Regions from separate parts of the Homo sapiens genome. Here region 2 is linked to region 1. The links are chromatin loops, found by intact Hi-C in ENCODE. Cell type or tissue: psoas muscle. All regions are shown on one strand. Each heading gives the region's core, and the rest is flanking DNA. Links, peaks and the distances in the headings are about the cores only.

Region 1 (4,387 bases), core at 68-4,067:
CAGGACCAAACCCACAGCTCCCCATGTCCAAGCTGCCTTAGAGGCTCTGCACGGACCAACTCATCAGCAGTGCACGTCAAGCTGGGAGGCAAGGTTGGGAGTGCAGCCCGGACCGGGGCTCTGGGGGACAGAAGCAGCAGGGCTCACACTCGCCCCCGAGCTTCCTGGAGCTGCAGGTGTCCGTGATGCCGCAGTGTGATGCTTGCCCCTTTCTGAGGCTGCGGTGGTCCTTCTTCAAGGGCTACGGCAACACAGGGCACCTGGCAGCAAAACAGGCCTGGCAGCCCTGGCAGTGCAGATGCATCAGATGCAAAAGTGAAGAGGGGGCCGGACAGGGACACTGCAGCACAGAGAGGCCCAGGCAGGCAAGGGCTTTCCTTGGCCACTGAGCTGGACCTGGGTCCTGGAACCACACTGCCCCAGGAGGACACAGACCCGGGTTTCCTGCCTTCCCACCCACGATGCCGCCTCTGGGGAATCTCTGTCCCTGCCTCCACCCTCAAGTCCTGGCAGCCATCCTAGTCCTAGCCCCCCAGAAACCTCCCAGCAGCCTCCAGCACTCACAACTCTGCCACATTGGAGCTGACAGCCCCAGGAGTTCCTGGTCCGAGCCTGCCTTGTTCTGAGGAGTAAACGGGGCCCAGAAAGGGAAGGGACATGGCCAAGGCCCCTGCTGTCCCCTCCCCAGCCCTGAGCTCCTGAGAGTGAGGGCTGAGGGTACTGCTCTCCCCAGGTCCTGGCAGCATGGCTGGGCATGGCCGCTGACCCTCCGTGAGGGGCGGGAAGATGCTGGAGGCTCCCAAGGACTCCTGGCCCAGGAGATGCTCCTTCCCCATTGGAAGCCAGCAGGAGGCCTCGAAGTCTGTTTATTTCCCTTAGTTCCTTCTCTAACACTAAAACATTAAACCATAACATTTATCCTTAGGTCACTTAAGGCATAGAAATTAGGTTAAATATTTCATTCACTAAATAGCTCAGATGGTTGTGGATTCCACCATAAGTAAGCAGAAAGTTCATTCATTTTGCACTTATGCAATAATATAAAATAATCATCTCAAATGAATATTTTACAGTTTGCATTTATTAGCAATCCATTCCCTTTCAGAGCTACTCGTAAGGGGTCCCAACGCCTTATGAAATTTAAACAATCAAGATGAAGCCACTAACCTGTGAAAGTTCTATTCATCTAGTGTAGACAGCCAGGTTACAACATGCGCCCCAGGCCCCTGGCACGGTGCTCTGTGGAGGGTGCTCGAGGCTCAGCCACCTTGCCGGCCCCTGAGCCTCCCCTCCTCTGGGGACCTTCCGCTAAGACCAGCACGTCTTCTCATGCCCCACACAGAGCCAAGCTCCTTCCTAGCCTGCCTGGATTCTCCTACCTGGAATCCCCTGTCCACATCAATTAAAGCAACAAACAAGCCACGAAACCTGTCATCCAGCATGCTCTTTGTGCCGGCAATGTGTCTGCCTCTCCCCACTCCACCGTCAAGGCCGTTCGTGCCTTTAGTGACCACTCCAGCTCCTATTTCTCTGCTTTCTCTAATTGCAGCAAGCACTGTTTCTCTGCATTGTGTACCCGTGCTTACCTGATATGCCCTGTATGGTTCTCTAAGAACCTCCTCTGAGTCCACCTGAGGCCCAGACGGAAAACCGAGCTCCACCTCCCTTCCACGACCCACGGTGCCCAGGACAGTGCTGGCCATGAAGTCAGCCCTCCACCACCTCCCTGCACTTGAAACCTGTTTCCCAGAGAAACACGCAGGCTGGGGTGGGACTCCCATCTTCCTTCCAGGTCTCTCCTCCCCTCCCACTGGATGAGGACAGGGCACCAACACGGGCCTCCCTTTCCACGCAGGGCTCTGTCACTCAATTGTATGGAACGCTGTTTCCCGGGTCTCACAAGCTCTAGGGGCTTTGTAGGTGGATACAGTTTACAACCATTGAGTGCCTACTGTGTGCCGGGCCTCTGGAGAGGTGGGGCTGATGGAATGCTCCCTGGCCTCTCTTCTGGAGGAGTGGATGACCCGGCCCAGAAGTCGGTAGAAAAGCACAGGGTCGGAAAGCACTGGAAGAGGCAGAAGCGACGCCCCGGGAGCCCCACAGGGGGTCCTTTCAGAAGGAGCTCACCTCCGCAGCACTGACAGGGCCCGGCCACCCCTCGGCAGTCTGGGTCAAGCACCAGGTCACCTGAGGATGGGAGGAGTTTGGGATTGGAGGAGGCGAGTAAGGGCTGAAGCAGGAGGTAAACTGAGCCCCGGTCAGGAGGACCACGCCAGGTATCCCAAGGGTCTGAACTACTTCCTGTGGGAAGTGGGAATTCGCTTGGGGTTCTCGAGGCGAGGGAAGGACCTGGGTGTGACATTCTGTTGCCCCACAAGGCTGGCTCATAGGGGTCACTTCCTCGGGGTGGCCCACAGGCTCTGGCGTACAGCTGCCTGTGTCCTTAGCAAGGGTTCCCATTTTCGGGTCCCTCACTTCCAAGTCTCCTCTATCTGGCCTCAGCTTTAGTTAAGTGATGATTATATGTGTGCTTCCACGCTCCAAGCTGCTGTGACAATGTGGACCCCTCTCCTGGTCGATGCTCCCCACGTGAGATCCTATGTGATCAGTTCCTTGCCGCAGCCAGCAGCAGAGCACCTCTCTTCTCAGAGGTAGCATGGTGCCCACCAAACAACCACGAGCCATCATCCATCCCCTTGGCCCTGACTACCAGGACACCTGTGGCCAAACTGAAAGCCCATTCCGTAACATTATTAATACCGTATCCAAAAATTCTTATTTTTTTTTTTTTTTTTTACTACCATCTGACATTCTTGTTAAGAAAGTGAATTTTGTGCTAGGCTCTCACAAATCCTTCCTGAAAGAAAGCAGAATGTCAACCAGAGTAAATAAGTAAGTCCTCCAACCGGGAAAAAAAGAACTCTAGAAATCATACAAGGTCTCCACTGGTTGATGTCATGAAGAGGTTAAGGGGGAAATCATAGAATGTTAGTGTGGGAACAAGGGGAAAAGGAAGCTTAGGGCTCAGATGGAGAGAGGCTCCAGCCCTCAGAGGCTCTGGGTTGGGGTGAGCTGTGACCGGTCAGGTGGGGACAGTCCTCCGGGAAGGATGAATGGAGCTCACAGCTAATAGGTGCCCCAGGGATGATTCATGGGGCTCAGTGCTTTGGAGAAGGTCATTTCCATCTCAGCCCACCTCAACTGGGTTCTCCAGCTGGCCTTAGAGATGGGTGAATTTCTTCTCAGCTCTATCATTTTCCTGATAATTAACAAGCTAATATTCTGAACCCAGGCCTTGGGGTGATTCTGAAAACAGTACAGGGTTGGGCTGCTTGGGTTTTTTTCCCATCAAATAAACAATGAATGGAATAAATCTGGCCACCCACCATTCCATAGAATTTCTAGGACTAATCCACAATCCAGTAAAATACCACCTCTTATTTTCTTCTTTCTGCTTTTATGTACTTTATAAATTTTCCGTAATAAGCATATATTAGTTTTTAATGGGGAAAAGTAAACTCTATTCTTAAAAATCTCTCTGCCTACCAGATCTTACCATCCAGGATTTTAAGGATAGAGTTGGGAGAATCTGAAGATATCCCATTGCCCAGGGAAAGACTAGAATTAAATCTGGAAAATTTCCAAACCCAAATACTATGGGCAGGTCTACGAAGCCCTTCCCATTTTCCTCCACATCTAGCTAAACCCAGAGACACTGTGACTGGCACAGACCCCACCCTGCTTCTCCATCCTTCCAAATGCTCCACACCCAATGCTACCTTCCCTGTCCTCTCTGTTCTTCCAACACCAAAATCCGCCAACAGACCCTGCCCTGGTCTATCCCACACCAACTCCGTACAGCCAGATCTGGGGCAGCAATCCCTCCACTGAGGGGCCACCCCTCCAGACCCTGTTGAGCCACTTGGATTCTGCAAATGGCTGTATGTGTTTCAGTGCCGCATCCATTTGGTACTCAAGTACACAGGACTCAAAGTAGCTCTAGCCAGAAACAACTTTTCCCCTTTTCTCTTCTTTGTGTCCTTCTGGACTGGGGTCCCTCCCTCGAGGAAGCCTTCCCAAGCCATCCTAGACTGGAGGGAATACCTACGTACGTAGGAAATACCTATGTATTCCCTTTGTATCCCATACTTCCTTGTGTACCACTTTTTGTCATTGCCTAGATATTAATCAAGCTTTCCCCCATACCCAGAAGATAGATGGTGAAGGCAAAGACAGGCCCATCTCACCCACGAGCACATCCTCAGCACCTGCCACAGAGGCCCACAGTGATCAGAAAGTATTTCTTGAAAGGGAAAAGCAAGAAGAAAAAGAAGGCAGAAGGAAGGGAGGGAAAGGCAGGGGGAGAAATTAATACATGAATTCACAG
Region 2 (4,387 bases), core at 258-4,257, 85 kb after region 1:
GGGCCTAAAATGTAGGACCCCCAAGCCTTTCCCCCTCGAAAGCGAGGTCAGGCCACTTAGAGAGAAAGGGAGAAGTGACCCTTTTTTTGCACGAGGCACAGTGTGAGGACACGTGTAACCCCATGACGCGCAGGGGAGGCATGAGAGACAGGAGGGCTGCTGGCGGCTCTTGGCCCATCAAGAAATGTGGGAAAGAGGCCTGGGCCAAGGCGAAGCTTCTAGAGGCCTCATGGCCCCATTCCCCCTAGAGACAAGGCAGGGATGGAGCAGGTTCAGAAATGGCTTCTCCAAGTCCCCATGCTCAGGAGGCCCTTCTGCCCTTGGGCCCCCTGCCCACTGCCCAGTGTGCAAGGCTGGTCAAAAGCAGGGCCCAGTCACTGGCAGCAGCCCCTCCTCAAGGCTCCAAGGCCAGATAAAGTTGTCAGCACACCGGCCGTGAAGGGCCAGCATAGCCAGTCAGCTGTTTGTAGCCACAGCACAGTCCCCCCCAACCATATCCAAGAAAGCTACACCAATGTCACATGAAAAAACTCCCAGAGAAATCAGACCAAGAGGCAAATGTGGGCTGCCAGAGTTCATCAAAATCACTATTTGCAAGATTCCTATCTGCCCTACTCAACGCATTTCAATTCCGAAGTGCTAGATTCCCCGGTATAGTAATAGAAAGGGTATTCATAGGCACTCCGGCTTCCAATAAGATGCAAAAACTTAGCTCGCATTTTTTAAAGTTTATAAATAGCCTCGGAAAAGAAGCTGGAACATGCTTCTTAGTAAATACAGCTGACCCATTTTCCTCATTCTTCACCAGGAATAAAGCGGCTGTTACCACGGAAAGTACAGAAGAGTCTAAATATATATTTCCTCCTCACAGGGACCCAGATCAGAAAGGCAGAGTCGACACTCAGTGGGTGAAAGAGGGAGAAGCCAGGCCAGGGAGGGCCGCCCCTGGTCACCTCCCTGCACCCCAAGGGGATGAAAGTCGTGGAGCCCTCAGCCCCAGCTCAGGGGTGGGGTGGGCACCACTGACTCCAGGACCCTGCAGGAGGCTGCTCAAGGTCCGCTCAGCAAGCCCCTCCCAGCTGGCCTGACCCCCTCCCAGCTGGCCTGACCCCCTCCCAGCTGGCCTGATCCCCTCCCAGCCTGAGCCCCTCCTGGCAGTTTGGTTTTTCTCCACTCGGCCTTTGCACCATCTTTATGTTTCCAGTCTCCCCAGCTAGAAGGTAAGCGCCAAGAGAGCAGGGAGGCTTCCCTCTTGTGCACTATTCACACCCAGTCCCGGGAACAGTGCCTGGCATGTGGCAGGTGTTCAATAAATATTCATGACATGAACAAAGTCATGCCGTGTGGCCAGCCAGGCTCAGCCTGCGTTCCTAACAGTCTCTTACTGACTCTGGGTAAGCCTCCATTTTCTTCTTGTGGACACAACCAGGTAGCCCCTTCATTTTGGAAGTCACAGACCAGCCTAATGGTCTTGGGCGAGTAATGGGGGTTCTCTCTGGTGAATTCTACACCTTGGGGAATTGTTTTTCCCCTTCCTTTTGCCAAGAGCTGTGATAGAAAACAATTATCCACCAAATTGGCAGGTCTAGGGGATTCAGAGAGAGGACATCACCTTCTTGGCAGTCTCATGGGAAGGTAAAGGTGTCTATCTGTTCACTGCCCTGTTTCTAGAGGCGTGCCTGACATAGGACAGGTGCTTACTATCCATGAAAGAAGGAGAGGATCTAGGACATTGGTCACTCACATGGACTCCCCGCTTCCCAGGCTGACCCCAACACCCCCAGCTCACCGCCACAGGAAACCACCAGTGTGGCTGCCCTCTTCCTGCATACCAGAAGCCCCCAGCCCCGCCACCCTCCATTTCACACCTGTGGACCTTGAATAAGCCAGGCCTCCCTGGAAGCAACAAGGAGGGCTGCCGGCACTGAGCCAGGGGCTGGGCCTCGTGGCTTTGGGATGGTCTAGTTCTCTTCCTCATCTTTCAGAGAACTCTTACAATAAACCCCTCTAAACAGGAACCTTGAGGGCATCTCTGTTCCCTGAAACTGAAAGCAGGTAGCCCACACCCAGGAATGGGGATTGAAAAGAGATCAGTGCTCCCCCTTCCCACACTCAGATCCTAACAGATGGCACAGGGATGACCCGAATTGGATCACAGATACTCAGGAGTGCAAACTGGGACCCCTCTCGCTTCCACATACCACTGCAGCCATCACTGGTCGGACAGCACCAGCCAGTGCTATCTATGCACACAGCAAGCGCTCAACAAGTGCACAAGTGTGGGAGGCTGCTTTCTGATGAAGAGTGAGTGCCTGCAATTCAGAGAGTTTATGCTGTCTTCCTGAAGTCTCTGTTCTTTTACTGATCATTTATCTAAATCGACTTTAATTCATCATCTCAACTAGATCATAAAACAGCTTAATTGATACTTATTTGATGGAATCTACCTTATTCGTGAAATTTATCACTTCATACAAGTGCAAGCAGGGACCAGGAAGCAGAGCTTGCCACCGTCACCGGAGTGATCCTCCAGCAGACTCATTCCTGGAACACTTAACGGAAGGGGGTGTGTTCCAAGATCCCAGCGCTCCAAATTAAAACCTGGCCCTCCCTAGGGCGCTTTGGACTTAGCCTATTGGATCCACACTGTGGTTTTAAAACATGTCTGCAAATCCTCTGGCACTCCTCCCACCAAGAAGTGGAGGCCAATTCTCCTCCCACTGAATACAGGCTGGCCTTAATGGCTCACTTGTAACTAATAGAACTCGGCAGGAGGGATGCCGTGTGACTTTCAAGGCCAGTTCATGAAAGGCAACACAGCATCCACCGGCTTTTCTCAGGACATGCATTTGAGGCCCCAGGGGAGAAATGTGGCTGTCCTGCAGCCGTCATGCTGAAAACCACATGGAGAAAGGGATGCCAGAGGAGCCCTGGCTGCTCTGTCCCCAAATGCTTGCATCTTCCCAGACCCACTCAGAGAAGCCTTTAAGATGACAGCCCAGCCACTATCTGACTGCAACAGCACTGAGACCCCAAGTGAAGCTGCTTGGGCCAGCCCCAGAACCAAGAGAGGTGATAATAATAAATGACTGTTGTTTCACACTGCTGAGTCAGGAGAGATTTGTTATGAAGCCAGAAATAACTGAAACAATACACAAATCTCACTAGCTGTGGACCCTGGCCAGGTCCCTTCCCTCTGCACCTGCTTTTGCTCATCTGAAACTAGAGGCCTGGGGACCCAGAACAGAATTGTGTGAGTTTTTGGCAAAAAAAAGAGAAATAAGGAAAAAGGGGGAGTTAAAAAAACAGGTATAGTGGAGCAAATCCTTCATAAAACCAATTATAATCAACTGAAGAAATATTTTGTATCTTGAAATGATGGCCTTCTTATATTGTTGGTGTCAAAATATTCTTTCCTTTATTTCATTTTATGAAATGATGATACAGTAGCTGACAACTGGCTTTTAATGGCCTCATTTGGTCAAATCAGAAGTTGGCCATCCTGGGTCAGCCCCACTGATATGGTTTGGCTCTGTGTCCCCACCCAAATCTCATCTTGTAGCTCCCATAATTCCCATGTGTTGTGGGAGGGACCCAGTGGGAGAAGACTGAATTAGCGGGACGGGTCTTTCTCATGCTGTTCTTATAATAGCGAATAAGTCTCAGGGGATCTGACGGGATTATAAGGGGGAGTTTCCCTGCACAAGCTCTCTTTGCCTGCCACCATCCATGTAAGATGTGACTTGCTCCTCCTTGCCTTCCACCATGATTGTGAGGCCTCCCCAGCCACATGGAACTGTGAGTCCAATTAAACCTCTTTCTTTCGTAAATTGCCCAGTCTTGGGTATGTCTTTTATCAGCAGTGTGAAAACAGACTAATACAGTAAATTGGTACCAGTAGAGTAGGGCATTGCTGAAAAGATACCCAAAAATGTGGAAGTGACTTTGGAACTGGGTAACAGGCAGAGGCTGGAACAGTTTGGAGGGCTCAGAAGAAGACAGGAAAACGTGCAAAAGTTTGGAACTTCCTAGAGACTTGCTGAATGGCTTTGACAAAAAATGCTTAATGATATGAACAATAAGGTCCAGGTTGAGGTGGTCTCAGATGGAGATGAGAAACTTGTTGGGAATTGGAATAAAGGTGACTCTTGTTAAGTTTTAGCAAAGAGTGGCATCTTGCCACATTTAGCAAAAAGGTGGCATTTTGCCCCTGCCCTAGAGATCTGTGGAACTTCAAGCTTGAGAAAGATGATTTAGGTTATCTGGCAGAAGAAATTTCTAAGCAGTAAAACATTCAAGATGTGACTTGGGTGCTGCTAAAGGCATTCAGTTTCAAAAGGGAAACAGCATAAAAGTTTGGAAAATTTGCAATGCAATTGAAAAGAAA

What was found. A loop is a pair of places that touch in the nucleus more often than their neighbours do. Peaks named below come from ENCODE experiments on the same cell type or tissue, not always from the same donor. Only the 100,000 strongest peaks of a DNase experiment are listed, where the experiment ranks them.
Region 2: a loop joins it to region 1, with 2.2 times the contacts of the local background. A loop is called at or near these places in 1 of 110 quality-filtered maps.

What each region holds. Positions count from the first base shown.
Region 1 is chr1:7,005,414-7,009,800 of GRCh38, reverse strand. The region is part of intron 3 of CAMTA1 (calmodulin binding transcription activator 1); the gene reads right to left. CAMTA1-AS3 (CAMTA1 antisense RNA 3) reads left to right here. Exons shown (of 2, transcript NR_182292.1): 2 at 1,106-1,425. Among named protein-coding and RNA genes, the nearest start is that of CAMTA1-AS3, 6.7 kb to the left of the region's middle. In psoas muscle, for the core only: no CTCF peak of the experiment used is centred there; no DNase peak of the experiment used is centred there.
Region 2 is chr1:6,921,059-6,925,445 of GRCh38, reverse strand. All of the region lies in intron 3 of CAMTA1 (calmodulin binding transcription activator 1), which reads right to left. Among named protein-coding and RNA genes, the nearest start is that of CAMTA1-AS3, 91 kb to the left of the region's middle. In psoas muscle, for the core only: no CTCF peak of the experiment used is centred there; a DNase peak (open chromatin) is centred at 2,695.